Linked DNA regions of Homo sapiens: region 2 is linked to region 1. A link is a loop called in an ENCODE intact Hi-C map of the cell type or tissue named here. Cell type or tissue: gastrocnemius medialis. All regions are shown on one strand.

Evidence for each region. Peaks named below come from ENCODE experiments on the same cell type or tissue, not always from the same donor. Only the 100,000 strongest peaks of a DNase experiment are listed, where the experiment ranks them.
Region 2: it touches region 1 in a loop (2.9-fold over the local background); 5 of 110 quality-filtered maps call a loop at or near these places.

Annotation. Positions count from the first base shown.
Region 1 is chr3:24,255,482-24,263,481 of GRCh38, reverse strand. All of the region lies in intron 3 of THRB (thyroid hormone receptor beta), which reads left to right. Among named protein-coding and RNA genes, the nearest start is that of THRB-AS2, 110 kb to the right of the region's middle. In gastrocnemius medialis, no CTCF peak of the experiment used is centred here; a DNase peak (open chromatin) is centred at 3,161; H3K4me3 peaks cover 1,347 bases; H3K27ac peaks cover 7,089 bases.
Region 2 is chr3:24,191,089-24,199,088 of GRCh38, reverse strand. All of the region lies in intron 4 of THRB (thyroid hormone receptor beta), which reads left to right. Among named protein-coding and RNA genes, the nearest start is that of THRB-AS2, 44 kb to the right of the region's middle. In gastrocnemius medialis, no CTCF peak of the experiment used is centred here; a DNase peak (open chromatin) is centred at 3,028; H3K4me3 peaks cover 932 bases; H3K27ac peaks cover 7,407 bases.

The DNA.
Region 1 (8,000 bases):
CATATTGGTGACATCATAATATAATTTTAAAAGCGTGGACTTTAGGATCTGACACATTCTGCTTCAACTTCTTGTTAACTATGTGATCTTGAGCAAGCCACTTTACCTCTCTGTGCAACTGTCTCCTCATTTGGTAAACAGAGATAATGCTCCCTAATTCACAGTGGTTTTGTAAGGATTAAATAAGATAATGTGTATAAAGAGTCTGGCATACACATTCGGTACATGGCAGCTGTTGGGTGAAAAAGAACAGGAAAGGAGAGAGAAGAAAATTGGAAGCAGTCCAGCAGGCAAGGTGGGATTGGAAGAATGCCAAAAGTAGCAAAATATTTTAATGTTGCACATAAATGACTGAAAGGCATAAAAAAGCTCAAGAATAATGTCCCCTTCTATTATGTTTAAAGCCAAAAATGGAATGGTTTACCCCTGTATGTCACACTAATATTTATTGTCTTTCAATGCTGGGCCCAGATACTCTAGAAGACATGTTCAGTTTTCGCCAGCCACCTAAACTGGATGAAAGAATATTTGCAAGAATCAAATTCTACACATAAATGTATTGAGTATCTGCTGTGTGCCCAGCACCATTGTAGTTTCTAGAGATAGAGTAATTAACAAAATAGAAAAAAAAATAAAAAAATCCCTTCCTCATGGTGTTTACCGTCTAGTAGGGGGTAGGGGAAAATAGGCAGTATATTAGAAGTATATTCAAAGGTGAAAAGCTCTCTGGAGAGAAAGTGGAAAAGTGATTAGGAAGAGAGGTGTAATTTAAATGGGTGATTAGGCAAAATCTTATTGAAAGGTAACATTTGGGCAAAGACTTAAAGAAGGTGTTGGTATAAGATCTCTGACAGTATCTGGGAGAGAAGCTTTGCAGAGAGCTCACATTCAAAAGTCCTGAGGTGAGAGCAACCCTTGATATGTTTGAGGAACAGAAGGAGTTCAGCAAGACTGGAATGGAGTGAGTGAGGAACAACAGCTGAAGACACAATCAGAGGGAGTGGGGAACTTGGTTTTTACCCCAAGTGTGATAGGAAAACCATTGCAGGGTTTGGCACCCAGGGATCAAATGAACTGACATATAATTTGCCCTGTGGAGTCATGGGACATAATTTATGTTTTAAAAAGACTACCTCTGGCTGCTATGTTGAGAATAAAATGTTGGGGGACAAAGATGAAAGCAGAAAGACCAGGTTATTATAAAAATCCAGGTGAGAGATGATAACAGTAATGATGGAGGTAGAAAGAATGTTTTGATTCTGAATTATTTAGAATCATCATTTATAGTGATTAAGGAAGACAGAGGATGGAACAAGTTTGTTTGTTTGACTTTTAAGGGAGGCCTGGGGAAGCTCTGTAATCTAGTTTGGACATATCAAGTTTATTAAAGTAGACAATTAGATATACAAGTCTAGAGTTCAAGGAGAGGTCTGGGGTCTATAGAGACACATATTTGGGAAATGTAACCTTATGAATAATATTTAAAGCCATTGAGACAGAATGAGATCACCAAGGGAGTAAGTACAGATAGAGAACTGAAGAATAAAAGGTATCCCAGGCGTAAGTCTTGTAGCTTGTAAAGGCTGGATGGAAAAGAACCAGAAAAGTCTGAAAAGGATTGTTCAGTGAGAAAAATCAGCAAAGTGTCTCATCCTGGAGGGTAAATGGAGGAAGATTTGAAGAGGTAGTGAGAAGCTAGCTGTATCAAGTGTTGCTGATAGGTCTAATAAAATGAGTTCCAAGAATTGCATAGGATTTGGCAATATGAGCCTCATGGGTTGGCTTAACTCAGACAGTTTTGAAGAGTGGGGAGAGAACTAAGTCTGATTGGAGAAACTTTCAGAGAAAAAGGCAGGAAAGAAATTGGAATCAGGGAGTAAGGACAACTCCTTTGCTCTAAAGGGGAGCAGGGAAATGGAGTGGAAGCTGAAGAGTATAGTGGGATCTAGAGAGTTTTTTTTGGTTTTTTTTTTTTTTTTTTTTTGAGACAGAATCGCGCTCTGTTGTCAGGCTGGAGTGCAGTGGCACGATCTCCGCTCACTGCAACCTCCATCTCCTGGGTTCAAGTGATTCTCCTGCCTCAGCCTCTTGAGTAGCTGGGATTACAGGTGCGTGCCACCACGCCCAGCTAATTTTTGTATTTTTAGTAGACGGGGTTTCACCATGTTGGCCAGAATGGTCTCGATCTCTTGCCCTCGTGATCTGCCCGCCTCGGCCTCCCAAAGTACTGAGATTACAGGCGTGAGCCACTGCGCCTGGCCGAGAGATGTATTTTTGAAGATTCAGGAAATAACATGTTTGCTAGTTGACAGGATGGCCAAGTAAAGAAGGGCCAAGTAATGAGGCAAGAGGTAAAGGAGAGAATTTCTGCAACATGTCTCTAAGTGGGAGGGCTTGGGGTCGCATTCCCAAGAAGAGAGATTGAGCTTAGATAGGACCAGGTGTGGGCCCAGACCAGCAGCATCGGCATCACTTGGGAATTATTAGAAATGCTAATTTTCAGGCCCTTCCCAGGCCTACTGATTCAGAAACTCTGGGGTTGGGGCCAGCAACCTGTTTTAACAAACCGTCTGGGTGATTTTGATGTAAAGTCTGATCTGTGGTAATAGAATACGTAGGTATAGATCCTGGTCCGAGAGTAGATGTGGTCCTAAGAATTGTAGGGAATTATCTTCCAGTTGCTTCTGTGTTCTCAGTTAAATAGGAAGACAGGACATAGCTGAGAGTGAAGACTGGAGGGAAGTTGTTGGAGATCTGGGGAGACAGGAGAAGTTTGATACAGTTGTCTAGGAGAATGGAAGAGTCAGTGACCTGGGGAAGAACTGTGAGTGCCTGAGAGCATTTAGTGCGCACCTGAGTTCATGGCCATGTGTCTACCCAGAGCCCATCAGTATGATTGTGTCTTTTTCTCCAGTGATGAGCAGCTGGAATTGACATGATGATAAAGAGAAAGCCAGAGAAAGAATAAGTGAATAAAATGACTACTGTCTCATAAACAGGAGCTTTACAGGCAAACATTGCTTTCCAGCATGGAAATTGTACCATTTCCTGAAGACCACCTTACCTTTTATTCTTGCAGTCCAAAATCCACCCTGCAACCCCAGCCTACTTGCCTCCTGGTGAGAGTCATGTCTACAGTCTTGGGGCTGCCACACAGCTCATGAGTCCAGAGTGCTGGATACGGCAAGGGCTGCCTGGCTAGTAAGACACAAACTGGTCAGCTAGAGATAAAGTGTGACTCACCGAGTGCCCAGAAAAAAACATTTCTTCATTTTCTCTCCTGACAACTGTATTTTCCTAAATTATTATATAGATAAGAGCTTGTCAGACACAAAAGACCACAATATTATATAATTCCATTTACATGAAATAGGCAAATCTATAGAAACAGAAAGTAGATTAGTGGTTGCTTAGGGTTGAGGTGATAAGGGAGTGACAGCTGAAAGGTATGGGGTTTCTTTTTAAGATGATGAGACTGTTCTAAAATTGACCATGGTGATGACCACACAACTCTGTGAATGTACCATGAACCATTAAACTGTATACTTTCTGTGGGTAAATTGTATGATATGGGAATCATATCTCAATAAAGCTGCTTTTTAAAACTTACATACACACACACACATTTAATTAATCTATTTGTATAGATGAAAACAAGGACTTGTTAATGGAAATAAACCAAATCACTTAAATCTATAACTGAATTTCTTTGTACCTATCTTTAAACAAATAGAACTTCCTTTAAATGCTGAGGGCTTTCCAATATATTAAAAACAAACAAACAAACTTCTAGTCTCTGATATGGGAAATAACTTTTAGGAGTTAAGCTTTTTTCCTTAAAAAAAAAAAAAAAAAAAAAAAGGTAAGCAGAGCTAATTCCCACTTTGTAGTGCTTTGTTGTGAAAAACTTGGACCAAAGTGGCTGTTAATTCTACTTTTCAAAGCTGAATTCTTTCTGACCCTTCAAAACGTATGCTCCCAGGAGTCTTAAGGCGGTGTGTTCCTCTCTCGTCAAAGCAGCATACACATACACTGTTAAGAACATGTTCATTTCTGCTTCTGTCAGCTTTGTGTCTGAGCACTAATAGTGTCCATGGTTTCACTTTTGCATGAACGTTTTTGCTCTAAGCTTAGGGAAGGACACTCTTTTCCATGCCGTAGTTGAAATGTGTAACTTGTCCCTGTTTAGAAAAATGCCGCCACCTACTTGCTTCATGTATCTGGTGATTTAAAGCAACTCCTGAATCATTCAACTTGGCCAGCTTGTCTTTGTGTAGGAACAATCCCAAGCCCATGTAGAGTCTTGCCTTGCAGCACCTGAAAATAAATTCTGTCGAGACTGATGCTCCATCCTCGAATTTTTGATAAATCTTTATGGAAGAGTTATTGGATGCTCATGGAGCAGGCGTGGGTCTGCAGTGGGGGCACGAAGGAAGCATCAGGAGGCCAAGTTAGCTTCTCAGCTAGTGGCTCTGTGACCTTGGGCAAGCCATTTAATTTTCCATTTCCACATCTAAAAATAAGGACTGAATCAAGCGATCTCTGGAGTTCCTTCCAACTCTACACTCTAGAAAAGGCAGTGTACTTCTGAGAGGTTAAGAGCTGGGGCCTCCAGTCAGAGTGACCTGGTTTGAATTCTGGTTTTGCTACTTGCTGGTAACCTCGTTCTAGTTCTTTGGCCTCTGTATGTATCAATGACTTCCTGTTGAAAAAGGAAATAATAATCATACCTGCTGCCCAGGTAGAGCTGTAAGTTACTGATCACAGGACTCATGCTAGAGTAAAAGCTGTTGGTATTCAAAGTAATGATGTGCCCGCACAGATCCACACTGAGCCTGCACTACAGCGTATGCAGTAATGTATACATCTGTACTCAACACAAAAGCAGATGAGATGGCCCCACCTGCATGCTTTTAGTCTAGCTGGGGAACAAAGCTATCATAGGTGAGATGATTACCCGTATGGTACTAAGTACAGAGCAGCAGTCCTTCAGGGGAAGGTTCAATGCCACATGAGAACTGGAGTTGCAGGCAGCTTGGCGCAGGACTGGACTGTGGGTTGGGAGAAAACATAAGCTGAAGCTCCACTTGTTTGTTTGTTTCTTTCCTTCCTCCCCTCTGGCTCTCCTAAGTTTATTTTGGTTTTGAAATCAGGCCTGCCCAGGGGAGTGAATCAAGCAGCAGACCCTTCGGCCTTTTCCTGTCTCTGTGCCTCAGACGGACAGGGCCTCCCACCCTGTTGGTTCTTAGGCGTCGCTTGCATTGCTGGGTGCCCTTTTTAACTTTTCCATCTTCCCCCAAATGAGTCCGAGGCCCCAGCCTCTGTGCCTAATCCTGCCTCTTGGCATGCTTCCTTTCACCTCATTCTCCTCCCTCTCTTCTCTGTTCAAAGTCACTCATCTCCAGCCCTGCGGTGAATAAATTCATACAAAGAGAGTGTTTTGATTTATGTCACCAATTTGATCTCAGAAAACTACAGACCCTGATTCTCCATGCAGTCCATTTATTGTTCATGCACTCACTATTTTGGAAGTGTTGCTCCAAGTGTGAGGTGCCAAGCCACATAACTGAGCTTCTAATTGCAGAGTTCTCCAAGCTGAAGCTGAATGAATGGCTGTGGAATATTAGCCTCTGCTAGAATGCTCAAGGCCTCACAGTGACTGCAGGAGGCTGTCCCACTTGTGTCTAACAGTGTGCATTCACTTGTTTTGTTTGTGTGTTGAATGCATTATATAATTCACTGTGGAATAAACTGTGGAAAGTGCCCACTGCCTGTTTTTGTAAATAAAGTTTTATTGGGCTGTGCTCATTCACTTAACATTGTCTGTGGCTGCTTTCACACTGCATGGCATGGTTGAGTAATTGCAAAAAATACTATTTGGCCCAAAAATCCTAAAATATTTATTATCTAGCTCTGTTCAGATAAAATTTGCCAACACTTGATTTAGATGTGGACATCAGATATTATAGGTCTATAGAGAATAGCCATATAAATTATCTAAATTTCTTTTTTTACTATGAAGCATGTATTTTCCTATAGATCTTAAAAAGATCTATTTCATATTCTATAACCTAAAATTAAGATATTTAGTTTCTTCTCAGAGTTTTGCTTTTGTTTTGTTTTGCTACTTGGATAATATCATAAACATCTGGACTTGTTGGTTCCCAGAGTAGAATTATTTAATGAAAAGGTATCAAAAAATACCTTTTGATATACCAAAAAATATATCAAAAAATTTATTTCATTTTAAAATAAAAACTAAAGGCATCAATAGAAAAACCTTAATAAGCTTAAAGGGCCTCTCCATGAATATTGAGGACATCGTGAATGTTTAGAGCTGGAACAAGACTTCAGGTATCATCTAAACTGATCTCACCATTTGGAAAATTGAAGAAACTGAGAACCAGAGAAGGATGTGCTTAAGGTCACATGACAAGTTACAGCTATCACAACCGAGAACCCAGAACTCCTATCTTTCTGCAAAGGGCTTTTGCCAGTCCTGCAAAAACAAAAAAGGTCACAGAACAGAGCTAATTTGTGCTACTATGAATTCAGATGGCCACCTTCAAATGGGCCATCAACATTTCCCTGAATCCTACTAAATATCTCTGTTCAACATACTCTTCCACTTTCTGTAATGCTGTTTCAGACTTCATCTTCCATAACCCTCTAACATCTCTTTGTCCTCCCTTGCTCTCATCAAATAACCTCACCTTCTCCTTCAGAGAAAATGAAACCTATCTCTCTGTAACTCTAATTGTCCTGACACCAGACACATGAGCCTACCTACATCTGTGTCCATCCTCCCTTCCTCCCAAGTACAGTAGAGGTGTCCACCCTTCTTGTACATACTTGAGACACGTATCTCTCTCCTTCCAGATGGGACTCCCTCCCAGGATCTTTCAGTATGAGTTATCTTTTTCCCTCTCTCAAAAACAAATTACTATCATTATTATTATTAATATATCTTCCTTCTAAACATGTCCACATCTTCCATTAAATTTTTTTAAAGCATATCACCATTTATTCCCTGCAACGAACTCACAATTATTTATTCTCCTCTTTCCAGCCAAACTTCTGAAAGTTTGGCTTCCCAGTCTTTGGCTGGGAAGAGGAGAATAAATGAGCACCATTTCTGTGTCCTTATCTCCCATTTACTCTTCAACTCCATCTGTCTGGCTTCAGGCCCTCTTCCACTAACCAAGTAATACTCATTAAGGCCTCTGATGACCCTCATATTGCTAAATCCAGTGACCATTTTCTAGACCTCATCTCCCTTGACCTCTCAGCAGTATTCAGTACCACTGATTACTCTGTCCTTCTTGTCTCTTCCCTTAGTTCCATGACACAAAACTCTCTGGGATTTCTTTGTACCTCACAGACTCTTGCCAGCTCACTTGATCCTCAGACTCTCTCACTAGCTCGCTGTTTCTTCCTGACTTTTCAATATTAGAGTTCTTTAAATAGTGGGTGCTCCTCTTCTTGCTCTAGCTGCAGTTCTAAAGCAATAGCATCCATGTTGACACCTTCAGTTACCATTTATCTATATGACAATGAAGGCTTCCCCTCACCCCCTCAACACAGTGGATACAGTGGTTTTTGAAATGTAAATCTAATCATTGCTACTTCCTTCACTTAAGACCCTTCAACCTTTTCTGACTTAGGATAAATATAAAATCTTGTCTATGGCCTAAAAGGCCCTGCCCGGCCAGTCTCCTGTCTGTCTCTCCAGACTCATCTCTCTCCAGCTCCCTGTCCTCACCCTTCTGCCTACACCAGCCATCTATCACCCTGTACATAAGTACGGGTCCCTCCCTTCTCCATGAAACCCACACATGGGATTGCCCTTCCCTCTCCTTCCACCTGGGCAACTCCTACTCATCCTTTGACTTCATTCTAGTTGGCACTTCTGGGAGTCTCATCCCACTCATCACTTTGTCTAGAAAGCCTTATCTAAGTGAGAGCCCACATTTTGGCCATAAAGGAAAATGACACATAGC
Region 2 (8,000 bases), 64 kb after region 1:
TAGGTGTTCAGTTGGTAGTAATTTTAATTTATGGAGCCTAGTCTATGTAGCCTGACTTAAATAAATGCTCCATAAATCTGAGCTATCACTAACATTATTATGATTATGCCCTTCAGCTACCTTGTACAAAATAATGAATATGGTTCCCTCCCTTTCTCATCCACTCTATCCTCAATTCCCTTAGGAGCCAGTGGCCAGGAAGACACACCCTCCCCAGCTATGACCCATGCCTCCATGAGTCTAACAATGACCAGAATATTTCACTCCATTTTGCAGGCTTAAATTGTTGAGAATACCAAAGTAGGATCTGTTCACAGTCTCAAGAGCTATCTAAGTCTTCATTTTGGGAACACTAACATACACCAACAAGAGCTCAGAAATGATCATGATTGCATGAGCTTAGAATAAATAAGAAATGTATTTTAAAGGAAAAAGAACTCACCACAGACTGGAATAGTAAGGGAAAGCTGTGTGGATAGGACTGAAACTGAGCTGGGAGAGTCCAGAATGTTCGTGTAAATTGAGAGAAAGGGGAAGCATGAGAATAGATCCTACAGGCTCCTTCCCACCAGTTGAGAATTGTGGATTTGGTCTCTGTAATTACTAGTAGTTAAAAAAAAAAGGGGGGGGGGGGGGCGGGGGGAGACACTTTGAACACTTACTGTATTTCTGCACAAGGCTAGACCTTGTCCATGTGTTGGCTCATGTATTCTTCACATCAACATTGTGAAGTACTTTCACACCAACACTGTGAGGTCCTATAACCTATAACGCTTCCATAGCAATTCTTGAATGTAGTAATAGCAGATTTCCTTTAGAAACAGCCAACAATTTAACTTTTCACTATTTTGGAGATGTCTCTCCTCCCTTGTCCGAATATTCCAAATTTACAAGTCTCATGGCATCAGCTGGGGCAGAGTTCCTGCAGAGACCTACATAAATGGAAGCGAGCAGGCACTGCAGCTTCAGGCTACTGTTAAAAGTTCCCAGGCCAGGCAAAGCCACCTGGGTAGATTCAAAGGCACTGGGAAACACAAGCCAGGAGCCTGCCCTCTGGTGACCAGCTCACCCCATCCCAGATGTTAGTGGACTAACCGATTAAGTCAGTGTTTCAGAGGTCTTAGAAAGATGGCCTTGAGATACCAGCTCCGGCATCCGATACAAATGCCAAAGTAAAAACACGGTTGGTTTACACAGCCTGAGGACAAGGAAGAATAAAGCCATCTAGCTGCCCTTTCTGTCTTCCCTGCTCACAGAGCTTGTCTAAGGCTATGCTACAGTATCTGTTGATGGCTGAGCTGCCTTTTGTTGCAGAACTTTGATGCTAACCAGTTATGGCTGACTCTGCCTTGCATAGAGCACATTATTGCTCAGTAAATAGAAATTCCTAAATGAATAAAAACCTGTATGTGCTCTGTTCAGTTTCGGGGTATTTTGATCTGTTCTTATTATGTTCAATTATTTCCAAATAATATTTATTGAGGTCCCATCATGTTATAGCATTGTGCTTAGACCTGTGGAGATTAAGAGATGGATACATTGATTAGAGTCCAATAAGAGGGAAAAGGGCGCATGTACCATTTACATGATACAAGGAGGACATGGTAAGTTCTTGCCTTATAGAAGAGACATAGACAAATATTATGGATAATTCAGGAGAGAGATTCAAAGAGGTAGAGCAATTTGCCCCAAACCACAGCTAATATATGGCAGAGTCAGAATTTGAACCTTGGCAAGCAGAGCCCATATTCTTACCCACTATCTTTTCCTGCCTCTGAAAAGCAAAATAGGTTTCATTTTCACCAGCACTTCTGGGAGAACAATCCTATTGGTAGTCCATATTGAATTGCTTGTAATGATGAGTCCTCCTAGCAGACCAGTGGCTTTTGGATAAGAAACTGGGCATGAATTATGTCCCTAGGAAATAGTTTTGTGTTTGCAAAGTTACTGGATTATGTGCCTAGGAAATAGTTTTCTCTTTGCAAAGTTATGAGAGGACAATAAATATTACTTCAGATGTTGTGCTAGCCACTATGAGTGTTAAGAAAATTATATACATGTATGTAAATGGATATATCACAAGGTAGAAGGTAGCACATGGAGGAGAGAGATACATGGAAAGTGGGATGGAAGTTTGGAGGGTGGATGGATTGCTTCAAGAAAGCTTAAATGATGAACTAGACCTTGAAGGTTGAGTAAGGATCAAATGTGTGTCTTCATTGTTATGTTATTTGAGCTACCAAGCTAATCAAGCCAGATAAAATGATGGTCAGGCAAACCTAACAGGAAATGCTCACTTCACCAAAATTCTTCTCCCATTTGCCTTGCACAGAATCTAGGAATCCAATTTTAGAGATACATTCCTTGGGCCATGGCCCAATGCTTTCCAGGCATCCTCTTTAAAACACAACTTCTGCTGTGAGGTGACTCATCCCAGGTTCTTAGCCATTAATATAGTGGTATGGAGTCATTTATGAAATTCTTTTTTTTGGGGTGGGGGGAATGCTCTTTAAAAATCATGTTTAGAGGAGAAGAGTTTGGAGAGTAAGGCAAGGGAAGAGAGGTCATGTGGATGCATAAGTGAAGAACTTACAATTAGTGCATGCTTACAATGTGCAGGACACTGTTCTAAGACCTTTTTATATATAAACCTATTTGGTCATCAAAACAATAGTATATTCCCATTTTACAGAAAACCCACATCTCTAAAGTTCCAGAAGCAACTTTTTTTATTTTTATTTTTATTTTTTTGGCCTCTCTAATGACCACCTCTCACGAGGCTACCAAGAAATATAAGGGATGAGCCATTCCTTCAAATGGCTTCTGGACTAGGTCAAAGTTTACAGTCCTTGGCAACCAGAAGCAACTTTAACTGAACTATAGAAGGTCAGGTCAGGTTTTAGAGTCAGAAGACCTGGGTTTGAGTCCAGTTCCATCATGTACATCCACATCACTTTCTAAATTCAGTTTCCACACATGTAAAACAGGGATGATAATTCTGTCCACATTCCCCACCCCCATACAAATTTTGCCAAGCACCTGTTATTCATAAGGCTCTTTTGCAAGTGCTAGAGACACAGTAATGACCACAACAGTGCTCATCCCTATTTCTGTCATGCTTACATTTCCAGTGAGGACAGACAAAACAGTTCCCATTGGTGACAAGTATGATGAAGAACCTAAAGTAAGATGATAGAGAGAAAATGGTTGGAGAGCTGGTCAGGAAAGGCCTCCCTCAAACCTCAATGACAGGGAGCTGGTGATATAAGGATTTGGACAGGGGCACTGCAGCATAGGAAAGAGCTTCTGCAAGATGCTGCTGTGGGAATGGGCTTCCTATGTTAGAGGCAGCCCATGTGGCTGGAGGATAGAGAGAAGGGGGCAGAGCCATGGGTGAGGAGCTCAGCCAGAGGGAGGCTCAGTGGGGCCTTGAGGCCACTGTAAGGCCTGAAGATTTTATTCTAATATTGGTGGGAAGTCATCAGATTATTTTAAGAACCAGAGAAATACACTCTTATTTATACTTTTAAATGCTCACTCTGGCTGCTCTGTGGAAAATAGATTATAAGTGGCTGAGAGCAAAAGCAAGGAGACTTGTTATGAATATAAATGAGTAACAGGAAAATTAAATGAGGTAGTAAGTACAATTTCTAAAGAACTTTCAAAGCACAAATAAAACAATAGCTATTAATAGGTCAATTACTACTCATCAAACTAAGGGCGATAAGGAGAACATATCGGTTAATAGCACAAAAGGCAAAGAGGAGCAGGTGAAGTGCTTCTCTTAATTTTAGGTTCCTTGTCAGTTAAGCAGTATATATTCCCTGGATGTTTGTGAAGATAAAGTGTCTAGCTCAGTTCCTGGCTCATAGTAAATGCTCAACCAAACATTATTCTCCTGTCCTGCACGATTCTAAAAAAAAATCAGTTGAGGCGTACATAGTCTGAGAATTCAGCAAGGCTAAACCTTATGGGTTGAAGTAAAAAAATTAAAATGGAAATTTGAGGCTTCATACCTAATAGTCTGATGCTACACAATGATAATTCTACACACTCTCTGGGTTTACAAAGCACGTTTTATACACACACCCCTAATGCAGAATATGGTTTGCAGTCAGTCTCAGTACCTAATATTAATGGCCTTTTAATGCAAGCTAAACTCTTGCAATGAGTGCCATGAAATCCCAGCCTACGCAGCTTACCCCTTCTGACCACTTTGTCATAATCCTATTTCCTTTGCTTTAGCTCTTTTCTAAGGTATCAGCTCGCTCTTGTGTCCTGAAATACTTGAATATTTTAATCTAATTCTCCCTTCTTTGATGGACAGATTTATTTTCTATCATCTTTAATGAAATATCCAGAGATAGGATGTAAGTAGTTATGTTAATGCGATTTATGTTTGTTTCTCTTTTGCAAAAGAACACTTTGGATCAGTGTTGTGTCAATCAAAGCCATCAGAATGATGGTCATCGAATGCAAACCTAATCATTCAAGCCTAAACTCCCTTGAGACACACAAGCCAATGCAGTTCACATGTCCCTATCTAGTTATTATTTTATTTTGTTCTACTTATTTTTAATTCACCATAACTAATTAAATTGATTAATTGTGTTGATGTCTAGAATGTGAAGTATTGAAAGCCAGATGTTAGCTGGGATTCATTAAAGAGTAAACGGTTCATAATTTATATGAATAACAAGATATGATCGTTTCTAGAATGCTCGTTTTTTAAAAAAAAATATTACTTCTACTACTGTGTGCATTGTGTCCCAGATAATGCTCAGAACAACAGGCTTTTATTTTTAATTTTTTATTTATTTCAATAGGTTTTTGGGGAACATGTGGTGTTTGGTTTCATGAATAAGTTCTTCAGTGGTGATTTCTGAGATTTTGGTGCACCCACCACCTGAGCAGTGTACACTGTACCCAATGTGTAGTCTTTTATCCCTCATCACCCTGACCCTTTCTGAAGTCCCCAAAGTCCAATGTATCATTCTTATGCCTTTGCATCCTCATAGCCCAGCTCCCACACATGAGTGAAAACGTATGATGTTTGGTTTTCCATTCCTGAGTTACTTCACTTAGAATAATAGTCTCCACTTGCATCCAGGTTGCTATGAATGTCATTATTTCATTCTTTTTTATGTCTGAGTAGTATTCCATGGTGTATACATATATATCACATTTTCTTTATCCATGAGTTGATTGATGGGCATTTGGGCTGGTTCCATATTTTTGCAATTGCAATTTGTGCTGTTATAAACATGTGTGTGCAAATGTCTTTTTCATATAATGACTTCTTTTCCTCTGGGTAGATACCTAGTAGTAGGATTGGTGGATCAAACGGTAGACCCACTTTTAGTTCTTTAAGGAATCTCCACACTGTTTTCCAAGTGACAACAGGCTTTTTGAGTAAATACTTATTTACATCCATACCTGCAATCTGAGTAAATACTTATTTACATCCATACCTGCAATCTACAAGATAATATCTAATTAACACCTGACTTTTAAGGCGTCACTCAGTAGACCTCAAAACAATGGATGACTTTTTGAATGATAATGAAAATTTACTCTGAGGTTGTGTAAAATATTGGAGTCTGAAGAAACTACACGCTTATTCAAAATCTGTCACTAATTTATTTTCTTACCTTAAATTTATCTTAACCCTGTGGATCTCAAACTCTGTTGGGTATCAGAATCACCTGGAGAACTTGATAGATCTATGCATGCCCACACCCTATCCAAATTTCAAAAAGCCTGGTCTTCAGTGTTGTTTAATAGTGCCTCAGGTGATACTGATACACATCAAACTTTGAGAATCACTGACTTAACCTTTTGGGATGTTAATCTCCCTAAAAAGAAATATCCCATTTGTGTGAGCTTTGAAGGAACAAAAGGATATGGGCATTAGACATAGGAAATTACTGAAGACCATTATTGCCAACCACAGGTATGTGGAGGTAACTTGCAGTTCTCACCAACAACAGTATATCCAGTAGGTAGAATTCAAGGACCCCAGTGTCATGGGAGTCTCATCCTTCCTTGGGAATGGCATAGGAATTGCATGTTGCCCCTCTGTTCTTGCGAGGATCAGAATCAAGAATCCTCCTTAAATAAATTCCTGTTGAGTTTTCTCATGACCCAACCGGGACTTCTCAGTCTCCAGGTTTCCCAGCAGTGCCCCAACCAATAAACCTGCCAGTTAAGCAACTGAATATCATTATTACGAATGTAATTACAGACAGTAATTATGAGCTTGTAATTGCCTCCCATGAATGAAGCCCTTTTCCCAAACCATCTCAGCTGCTTTTCTTTGGAAAATGAAAGCAATCCTATCCCTTACCTCACCCCAAGTGTAGCCTTCCTTGCTTAGAAAAAAACCCCTTCTTGCTGGCCCAAGGGACATGGTAAGCAAGCTTTAATAGGCTGCACTTTAAGGGGCAATGTCCTCTTGGAGTGGAGCCCCTGTTAGCATCTCTCAGCCAAGCATTGTTTCCCTAGGGAGTAATGACTACCCAGTTTGGCTGTTTTTCTTAATTTCTGTGGGGTCAAGGGAATTAATACCAAATTTTAGGAATTTTCTGCAGAAAAATCACATCTTAAAGGCTTTTCAAAATAGTTTGAGAACTTTAACCTTATTTAAATTAAGCTTTGCGAGATGCAATTTGCTGAGGATTTAGAGTATCTGAAAATAAAGCAGACACCATAAAAACATGTGTGCTGAGAAGAATTTTCATGTCTGTAGAAATAAAATCAATCTCATTAGGCCCAGAATTAACCCCTGCCCCCAGTAACTTTATATTTAGCTCATGAAAAACCTCAAGCCCTTATGGATAAAGGTACTTGAATGAGTTACACATGGATATGTTTAGCTCGAAATGCAATACGATCTTTCAAGATCTCAATCTGTTGTTGCCTTTTAATGGCTACTGAGAATAAGTGCCTGTAATTGCACCAGTAGCTAGCACAGTCGAAAGTGGTAGAAGTCCACACCTTTTTGATTTACCATGCAATGAATAATGCCATATAAACTCTGAAAAGGAAGAATCTATGTTTATATAATGTGCCTAATACAATGCTTAGCACAGCCCTTTGCATACAGTGAATTTTCAGAGCTCTTCTCTGAATAAGATCAAATGTTACACCCAAAAGCTAGCACAGTGTACAATTTTTAAAAGGAGACTTATTGCTTACTGGCCAAAGTAAGCTATTTCAAGCCACAGCATTTCCATTTACTATGACAAAGGAATCGTGTGTTGATTGTTACTTTGTTACTATTGTTCATGGTTTTCTCCTGGAGTAGAAATACAATGTGCATGGGCATTGGCATTTTCTCATAGTAATATGAAAACCCGGAAGGGTAAATGCAACTTTCAAAAGTGACTGAGTAATTTACACTTTTAGAGAAACCATCCTAACCAACATTAGCTGAAGACATCTGGTAGCTTTCGAGAGGGTGCTTATGAAAACCTAAAGCATTTTTAACCCTCATGTTAAATAATTTAAAATTCACTTTAAATGTTTGAAAGTCAGCTTAAAATTCAGTGTGCTGTGCACAGGTCAGGATAGACATGTCTCTCTAAGCCCCAGGGATATGGGTATCCATGGTCTTCTCGTAATTTCACTGTTAAAAAAAATTCACATATAAATTTGTGAATTATGATCACTTTAAAAAGACCATATAAACTCTGAAAAGGAGGACTCACATATTTATATTATATTTTTTCTAATTTTGACAAACAGTAGCTTAAGAATTTCTGAAAATATGGATGACCAGATGGATTGTTTTTTTAATGTGTACAACATGCATACAAATATGTATATATATATATATTAGCTTGCTCATTTTTGCTCTCTATATCCATGTGCAGTAAAGATATTTAAGGAAGTAAAATTTGCCACCAGGGAAGGTTAGTGTCAGAAATTTTTCATCATATTATTACATTTTTTCCCATTTTCTGTAGGCCAGACCCTCAAGTCCCTATAAATTGAATAGA